Linked DNA regions of Homo sapiens: region 1 is linked to region 2. The links are chromatin loops, found by intact Hi-C in ENCODE. Cell type or tissue: Caco-2. All regions are shown on one strand.

Region 1 (5,000 bases), 270 kb before region 2:
CATTTTTGACCTTGCATCTGTAAACTTGTAATTCTCTCTGGAATGTTCAGAGCCCAAAATTTCAAATGACTGGTTCCTTCTCAATGTTCCTTTCCTCCCTACCCATCTAATGTGGCCACATACCCCTCCAGTCCTTCCACATCACTTTAACCTATTTTTAAAAGCCAATTTTGAAAATGGGATTATTTATTTATTTACATATTATGACATAATCTCCATTAAAATGCAATTGCCATGAAACTAGAGACCCTGTCTATATGTTCACATCTCTATAATCATTATTTAGCACAGAACCTAGAACATAGTAGGTGCTTGGTAAATATATATTTTTAATGAAAATATGGTGGCAGAAATGATATAAGTAGTAGTTAAAAGTATAGAATTGAGATCTGTGATCAAATCCTGGTCTCTTGCCATTTAATTTTCTCAAGTTTCTTCGCTGCCCCAATCATGATAATATGGTAAATACTCATCAATCAGGCTATGGTGGATATTATTTTGAGGTGATAATATATTAAGTGTTCAGCACATGCCTAGCATATAGCAATTGCTCACTAAATAGTAGCTATAATAGTTTTTCTGCAGAACAGTAGCAGAGCAGGATGGGCTGCAGGCCATTTACACTGAGAATCCTGAGGCATGCCAGGGCGTAAAAACCAGAGAACAAATTCTTTTTGTTTAAGTTCAAAAGTGCAAACATCCAAAGTTCAGAATTTGGGTAGAGTAGGTGAGAGCAAGAAGCAAGGATGAAGGAAAGGGAGAACACTGAAGACAGTGTTTGCTAGTGGGATTTAGTCCATTTTTATTGGCAGGATTGCACGTGAGTAGCTCTATTTGGCTTAAAACTCCAGAAGCAAGGCTAGAAACTGATTCTCTACAGGTGAAACTTACATTACTTTGTTTGTTGATTTTTGAAACTATTTTGGATATTTTATCTATCTTGTTCTAAATAACTAAGAAGAGCCTAATTTGATTATTCTGTGAGGTAAACTATCCTCTTTTATATGTATATGACTCTTCTCAATTTCATACTGAAATTTAGTGACTACACAAACCTTATTTGATCACTTGATGGTAGTTTGTTCTAAGTTATATAGGCACAGTGCTTAGGGCTATAGCAAAATAATGGACAAAAAAATCTCTTTTGAAAACAGTTTAATCTTTGATGTTTTAAAAAATAAGAAAGAGAAATAAGGAACAACAGTGTAGTTATAAGAAAAAACATCTAAACTTGGTTAGAATTCCTTACTCATATTTATGACTTTGCTTTGCCATATTGAATTACATATAGATAGAGGGATCAGGGCCAAACAAAATATCTCCAGGGCTTGGTTCTCCAAAGGCTTTAATCCAATCCTCTCTAGACACATTTTTATAAAACAGGATTGAAGATTTTAGATCTCAAATCTCAGGTCCCAGTTGCAAATTTTCAGTCTCCAACCCTAACTAACTCTTCCTTAAGACGAAAACAAACAAACAAAACCAAATACCTACACATCCAAGACTTTTCTGGAAAGGGGGCATATGCTGTGGGGAGGGATGTTTAAATTTTCTGTTTTTAATTTTTTAAACAACTCTCCAAAGTAGAGAAAATTTGAAGAATTAAAAAATTAAAAAGATTATATTCTAATTTCTGATGTCATTTTACTGTAGTTCCATTCAATATTCTTTTTATATGCATTTCTTTAATAGCCTAGTAATAAGCAGAGTATTTGAGGAATTACCAGTTGTTTGGGCCCTGTATGTTTTTGAAGTTAGTTGTAGTCAGGATAGATTAGGTTATTATGAGGTAACAAACAACTCCAATCTCTCAATGCCTTTACACAATAAAAGTTAATTTCTTCCTCATGCAGACCCAGGGGATTTGAATGATTCTTCAGTTGTCTTCCACAAGGTGGCTTGGCAATTTAAGGTCTTTTGATTTTGTTTCTCTGTAAACTCAAAATCTCAATTCAAGGCTTCCTTGATTGTTACAGTAAGAAAGGGGGCTATATGGGCCTTTTCAGTTTTTCAGCCCTGCTCACATTTCACCGGACAGAACTCAGCCCCGTGGTCCTGCCTAACTGCAAGTGCATTGGGAAGTGAGGTTTTCCATGTGCTGTGGAAGGAGCTAGGAACCTGAAATATATAGGCTAGCTATGTCTATCATTCCTCAAATTAATTTTTTTTAAAGCAAAGGATTTAGCTCAGAGCTCAAAATTATTCAAAAAGAGGGTTTGACACGCATACAAGTTTATAACCAGTAGAATTGGATTATTGGCCACTTGAGGATAATTGACAGTCTAAGGATTGTGCAAGGATTGCTTTAAAGAAAATACATTCTTATGGCAGATTTGACATAGCCAACTACATTTTCATAATGTTATTATACTTACGTTCTTCAGCTTCCTTCAGAAAATTGGTTCTTTGCTATTTTGTCTAACCTCTTCACTTGGGCAATGGCCTTTACAAGAATAGATTTAAGTTATTCTGGTCTGTGATGTAGACTTGCAATGCTATGCTGAACTCAGACTATGTCATGAAGAAGCCCAGCCAAACTATTAGTTTGCCTTATGAAATTACTGTTATTTAATTATTTTTTATTACCAAAAGCAATTTTCTATGATTCATCTTTATAGTTAATATTAGGTAGAAAAATAACCAGAACATTGCCATTTCCCTTATTTTACCTTTTTGCATTGGTGTAACTCCAATCTGGGTCTTATAATGGGATCTTTGAGCTCAAGTAAGGAATTTTATACACAGAATTTTGTATTGTAAGCATCACTGTCTTACATAACCTTTTCAACCATGACCAAAGGGTTCACAACATGACCAATGGTTAATTTTAGTGAATTATTTAACAAGTTAATTATCCCCAGTTTCTTCAGAACATGTGGTTCTTCCTTAGGTCAACTACTCATTTCACATCTCTTAACTACATGGCTTATAGTAATAAAAGATGTGTGAAGTTTATTTTTTCCCAGGTTTATTGAGATATAATTGACAAATAAGAATTTTATATATTTAAGAAAAAATGTGATAATTTGATATATGTCAATAAATAATTGTCACAATGAATCTAATTAACACATCTATCGCCTCACAGTTACCTTTATTTTTGAGAACACTTAAGATCTACTATCTTAGCAAATTTCAAGTATACAATATGGTATGATTAATTACAGTCATCATGCTGTATATTAGATTCCTAAAGCTTATAACTGAAAACGTGAACCCTTTGACCAACATCTCCCTGTTTCTCTCTCTTCCTGGACTTGGGCAACCATCATTCTACTCTCTGCTTCCATGAATTTGACTTCTTTACATTCCACACATAAATGAGATCATACATTATTTGTCTTTTTGTGTCTGGCTTATTTCACTTAGTATAATGTCCTCTGGGTTCATCTATGTTGTCAAAAATGGCAAGCTTTCCTTCTTTTTTTAATGGTTGAGTGATATTGTGTTTTATATATATTTCACATTCTCTTTCTTCGTTTGTCCCTCAATGGATACTTACGATGTTTCCCTATCTTGGCTGTTGTGAATAATGCTGCAATGATCATGGGAATGCAGATATCTCTTTGAGATTCTGATTTTATTTCCTTTGAACATATGCCCAAAAGTAGGATTGCTGGATCAAACGGTAGTTGTGTTTTTAATTTTTTGAGGAACCTCGATACTGTTTTCCTTAATGGCTATACTAATTTACATATAAATGGCCAGCAGACACATGAAAAGTCCCTCAAAATCACTAATCATGAAGGAATTGCACTTCATTCTTCAGCCCAACCCAAACTTAGTTGCTTTACAATAATATACCAAGGAAGTATAGATAGTGATGTAAATTCTTGTTGTTGTTGCAGTTTTAAAAATTGTTGTCACTTTGGGAGGCCAAGGCGGGTGGATCAGGAGGTCAGGAGTTTGAGACCAGCCTGGCCAACATGGTGAAACCCCATCTCTACTAAAAAAATACAAAAATTAGCCAAGTGTGGTGGTGGGCGCCTGTAATCCCTGCTACTTGGGAGGCTGAGGCAGGAGAATCACTTCAATCCTGGAGTTGGAGGTTGCAGTGAGCCGAGATCGTGCCATTGCACTCCAGCCTGGGTGACAAGAGCAAGACTCCATCTCAAAAAAAAAAAAAATTATTGTTATGGCATCCCTGAAAAATGACATATTACCTCTTCCTCTCCAGATTACTTCATTTCTAATAATTATGAAGATGACTACCATTTATTGAATAAGTTCTTTGTTCCTATCATTGTGTTAAGTGCTTCAATTACATCATCTAATTCTCCCAAAAACTCTATTAGGGCAATAGCACAATTATGTCTATTTATGGATGAGAAAAACACATCTAAGTCTATGTATCTGGTAGGGGGAAAAACTAGCATTGGATCCAGCTGTGTCTCCTATAGTCCACTAGTTCATAACCACTTAGCACGTTATCCCTGTTCTCCTTCACCTTCCATTTCTTTAAAAAAGCAATACAATTCTTAAAAATGTACTCCTGTAAAATCACCCTTGTACATAAGTATCATTTCTATTTCAATTGAAAGGCAGTCTTAATGGACGGTTTGGCAAACCAGAAATGTTTGTAGTGCCATATGTCTCAGAAGGCTGGAGTGTACAGAATTCTAAGTGAAAAACTGAGTTGTCGATATGTCTACTGGATTTTTACATAATAACAATAGGCTAATAAATATTTAACCTTTCTTAAATCTAGCTGCTGTGGAAGCGATGTCTGTTTTATTATTTTCATAACAAAAACAAACAAAATAAACAAAATAGTCTAAAAGATGAGATCTTTGAAGGCATATCCCATAGAGTATGCCTCATAGGGTCTTGAATATGATAAACCTTCAGTAAGTTTCTGATGCGTGACTAGAACAGTGGTTTTGAAATAGACCATAATGCATTGTTTTGCTCTAAAGTCTATTTGGGTGAAATCCTTATATTCTCAAGTAACTTAATTTGCTCCCCAGTGTAAATATTTAAACTTTTTACTTTTCATAAAA
Region 2 (5,000 bases):
AAAAGTACATATTTCCAGGCTCCTTCTCTTGGAGAGTCTGATTAAGTAGATCAGGGGATGAGGTTCAGGAATCTGTATTTGTAACTTCCCCAAGTTGTTCTTGCAATCCAAGAAGTTTGGGAAAACCTGAAAGAGGCGATGAGCTGTTCCAGGTGAGAAACTATTCATCCTAAGGCATCACATCAAGGGTAGAGAGGACCTGAGAAAAAACATTTTGACTAGAGGGCAGAGTGCGATGTCAGGTAACGGACAGGAAGCGTTTGCTAAAATTTGTTGTAAGACCTTGGAACCTTGCACAGTAGCTGAGCAGATGCTTAAGTGACTACTGGGATGTAGTAAGGAGAGGACATTGACAACTGCTCTACGGAAGGAACTGAACCTGTTAATTCCTCAGAGTTACCCCCAAATAAATAGTTTGCTTTTATTTTCTTTTAACACTAAGGAGAAATGTAGGTAACTGCATAAGAAGTATTGTTTGTTGAGAAGTCTTAGGCAGACCCCATTTTCAAAAACGCTTCCTATAATGATGCATAAAATTGTGCAGGAAATTACTTTTAGGTTTACATTTTAACAAAATGTAAATAGTCATGGCAAGGAACTTTCCTTCAACCAAAAATCTGGTTGTCTTCTCTTGTGTTAAACATTGTGCTTGAACCTTCTCAGCTGTTTATGCAACTGGATTTCAGGAGAGAATATGTGCCAAGAACATGAACAATTAGCCTTACTTACCTTGTATTTCAGAGAAAGATGCACCATATCTTTAGGTTTATAATCTCCAGCAATGGTTTGCTGAAACTGGCTCATACTGGCTCTTGAGAGCCAATTGTTAGCATCTATTTGCAACTCCGTGTTCAGTGATTTCACATTCATAGCCTGAAATCAGCCATCGTGGCAGCATTTACACTATGAAAATCAGCAATTTATCCCTGTCATTGCCGAGAGCCTGTTGTTAACATTTACCAGCACACCATGACTGACAGGTATTCACATTTTTTAAATTGTGGCAATTTATGCATGAGAATATTCACTGATTTGTCTCCTACAAATAAATACTTTTTTCTCACTGCTCTCCTTTTTATTAAAAAGGAAAGTCTTTCTCAGAATCTTCAACAGGCTTCCATTACTTTTTCTTGGTCAGACCTCTGTCCCATGACCATGCAAGAAAGGCTGAGATAGTGAGTATCTAATCTGGCAAAGCTACCAAGTCAATTGGTAGCTTTGGTACCAATTGGTACATTTGGTTCAAGTGAATCCTGATTCAACTGTGAACTTGGACACAATAATAATCTTGAACAACACTCGAACTCTGTTAGTAAGGGAGAAAGGGACATCATCCTTGGTCAGGAAATGAACGATATTTCCCACTTTAGTAATACAAGAAAGGAATGAATGTGGTCTCTAACACCCAGAAGGCTGAACTGTAACAGAACTAAAATAAGTTCTCTCTATTTTTGCTTGTTTTAACAGCTGCTGGCATTTTATGCCCAGCCTCTTACAGCAGTGGTTCTCCAAGTGTGGTCCTCACATTGGTAACATCAGCATCATCTGGAAACTTGTTAGTAATGCAGATTCTTGGCCCCACCCCAGATCTCCTGAATCAGAAGCTGTGGCGGGAGGAAGTGATGGTGGAGGGGAACATGATAACAGATGTGGTCCAGTCATCTGTGTTTTAACAGGTGCTGCAGGTGATTCTGATGGACCCTCAAATTTGAGAACCTGCCTAAAGAGTGTCTAACTCTATCAGTGTGATAATGTGTAAAGTGAATTTCAGCGAATCAAAAGCACCTTGTTGGTACTAGGCACATAGTAGGCACCATCATTTATTCATTCATTCATTCATTTATTAAGCACTTGCTAGTGTTACCCTGTGTCACACAATCCATTCCCCACTAGCAGCCAGAATGATGTTTTAAAAATGTAATCAGATTGTGCAACTTGCTTGCTTAAAACCTTTCAGTGGCTTGTACAATAAGATGAATACAAACTCTAAGTCACTCCATGTTCTGGCCTGCCTGCCTCTCCAAATTCCTATTCATTGCCTCTTGGTTCCTTGACCAGGCTAAACTTCCTTCTATGAATGACTCTACCTTGTCATTTTAGTTCCACCTTAACACCTTTTCAGAGAAGATTTCTGCATACCTTATCAAAGGTGCCTCAGCTTGCCCCTATTTATCTTTATCACATTACCCACTGATTTTCTTCATAGCATATAAAACTATTGTATCTATTCATTTGCTTATTGTCTGATTCTTCCCCTAGAAAATAAACTCCATGCAGGTGTCCACTGCCTCTCAGTGTCTATGTGGGCCTTGTAATCCTAGAAGTCTCAATAAATATTTGTTGAATGAATTTCTGGGTACCGTCCTAGATGTTTCATAACTGAAATTTGAATTGCTAGAGGAAATTAACAGCAGGAGTCAGCGCTTTGGCAAAGGCACATCATGTCTCTTTCTTTCTTTCTTTCTTTTTGGTTGTAAATTATAATTTATTTCATTTGTAGAAACTTAAATTTACTTACAGGAAGCTCTTCAAAGGATGATGAAACTCACTTGTGAGATCGGTTGGCTTCCGATTAAGAGTAGGCATTATGTTTATTTATTGACGGGATTACTAGGAACTTCAAAAATAATACAAAAATGTTTTTTATCTTGTACCACATCAGATAAGCAAGTAACTGACTCAGAAAATTTATGATAGCCTTACCGTTGTTTTCCCACGGACTGTTCTGGAAATAGAAAGATGAAATCAGACTCCAGTGCCATCTAGTGGTCATGTTTAGTTCCTCAAGAAATAAAATCCAATGTAGTCTAGCACTGATTTTTCACTTTTTGGGAGATATTGGGCTTGTGTATGTGTCTTTCCAATTTCAGATATTACTTTAGAAATTTTAATAAATATTAGATTAATGCAACTGATGCAAGTTGGTCAAATTCTTGAAAATTTATGAGAAATGCTAATCCTTCATGGTGTTATGTTGTAGTAGAAATGGGTTTTATAAATAATAATTGTGATGATAACCCTTCATCAAGTTGTATAATCCTAAGGAACTGAACTATTTGACACCTCCCTTTGGTGATGGACATCAGTGGACACTCAGAGGCAAAGGAAGAATTCAGAATTTCTGATCTCCAATCCCATTTTCACTCTACTTTGTTGCATATGGTGATCTAAAGTTTGATTCCAGATGTCCCATCCTACTCATGTTTTCCATTCTTTCTACTGGCTTATAGTAAGATCTTTTACAAACAATAACCAGATCCTCAGTTTAAGAAGTAAAGTGTCCATTTTAAACAAAAATTAGAACCTCAAAAGTTCTTCATAAAATTATTTTCATCTCCTATGGTCATAACATAATTTATAGGGTCCACAGAAACTAACAGAAATAAATACTCTGGTTGCATCTAAAATGGATCATGCCCTGTGCTTATCTCTTTATGCACACTCAACAACGCTGCACAATCTAATGATTATTCCCTACATTAAAAAGATGAAGAGTAATACTCATAGAATCGGCATTTGTTGAGCCACTAATATATGCCAGGTATCATGCCAGGTATTTTTAATACATTATTTTATTTAATTCTACAAACTTTTCAGAAGTAGTTTTCATCTGTGCAGATGAAGAAACTGAAGCTCAAAGGAGTTGTTAGCCCAAAAACCCATATCTGGAGACTGCAATTGGAGCCCTTCTGGCTGGCTCCATATCTCTGCTCTTTCTAATCATTTTCCAGAAGTTTAAAAGGAATTTTGATTTTTAATTTTTAAAAAAAATTTTTCCCACCACATCATGCCCCATCAGAAGATCAGCAGTTTGAGGGCAGGAACCACATCTAATGCCTGGCATGTAATATCTCAATAAGTATTTGTTGAATGAATTGAAGGAGGCAGGCTTGAAAAGGTTCTAGTTCTCCAGCCAGTCATTTGGTTACCATTCATATTCGTTATTTATTGCTGCATGAGACTTAGTGGCTGAAAACAATAAATAATAAACATTTGCTATCTCAGACTTTCTGTGGTTCAGGAATCCAGAAGCAGGTTACCTGGATCTCTCATGAGGCTGAAGTCAATATTTTGGCCAAGGCTACAGTCATCAAGGCTCAGCTGGGGCGGGATCAACTTGCAAGATCACTCATATGGCTGTTGGCAGTCCCCAGAAGATCTGCATCCAAGCTCATTTGCGTGGCTATTGGCAGGCTTCCTCTCCCTACCACGTGGGCTTCTCCACAGGGCTGCTTCACACACATGGCAGCTGGCTTTCCCCAGGATGAAGTGATCCACAGGGAGTGAGAGAGAAGGCTCAAGATGAAAGCCACAGTCTTTTTATAACCTTATCTTAGCAAGTGGTATCTCATCGCCTCTACTGTATTCTCTTCATTAGAAGTTACCCGTGAAATCTCCCCCTACTCGTGGGGAGGAGATTATATAAGGGCATGAATACTAAGACATGAGAGTCCTTGGGCCATCTCAGAGACTGCCAACCACCACATTCGTGGCATATCCATTGAGGATTGACCCTTGAGATCACTCTGTAATATTACAGATCATTTCCTTCCCATGCTACATGAAAATGTCTTGTAATCTAGCTGAGGCAGGTTCTAACAGTTCTGATATTAGACAAATCCAAATCTTAACTCCTTCATTTTATAATTGTGACCCTGTTGCTTCATTTCTAATATATGAAGTAGGCATTATAACAGTATATGCTTCATGAGCATTTCATGAAGATTAAATGAGAGTATCAGGAAATTGCTTATTATAGTGCCTGACATCAGGAAACTAAGCAATCACTTCCAGCTAAAACAGTCTAAATATACTAGTAACTTTATTTTGAACATTCCAAAATGCTTTCCTATGTGTCACTTCTTGTTTTGTTTTATTCTCTTTGTAATTGTAGTAAGGTGGTAGAATTTGATACAGTTATACATATTTTAAATATTACTATTTGAGGCACTTAAAATTAAATAACTTACCAGTAGATATTGAAGTCAGGGGCCAGGAAC

What was found. Peaks named below come from ENCODE experiments on the same cell type or tissue, not always from the same donor. Only the 100,000 strongest peaks of a DNase experiment are listed, where the experiment ranks them.
Region 1: a loop joins it to region 2, with 3 times the contacts of the local background. A loop is called at or near these places in 5 of 110 quality-filtered maps.

What each region holds. Positions count from the first base shown.
Region 1 is chr10:61,015,522-61,020,521 of GRCh38, forward strand. LINC00845 (long intergenic non-protein coding RNA 845) reads left to right here and starts at 754. Exons shown (of 2, transcript NR_108052.1): 1 at 754-820. In Caco-2, no CTCF peak of the experiment used is centred here; no DNase peak of the experiment used is centred here.
Region 2 is chr10:61,281,716-61,286,715 of GRCh38, forward strand. No RefSeq gene overlaps it. Among named protein-coding and RNA genes, the nearest start is that of TMEM26-AS1, 170 kb to the right of the region's middle. In Caco-2, a CTCF peak has its summit at 2,773 (motif pointing left); no DNase peak of the experiment used is centred here.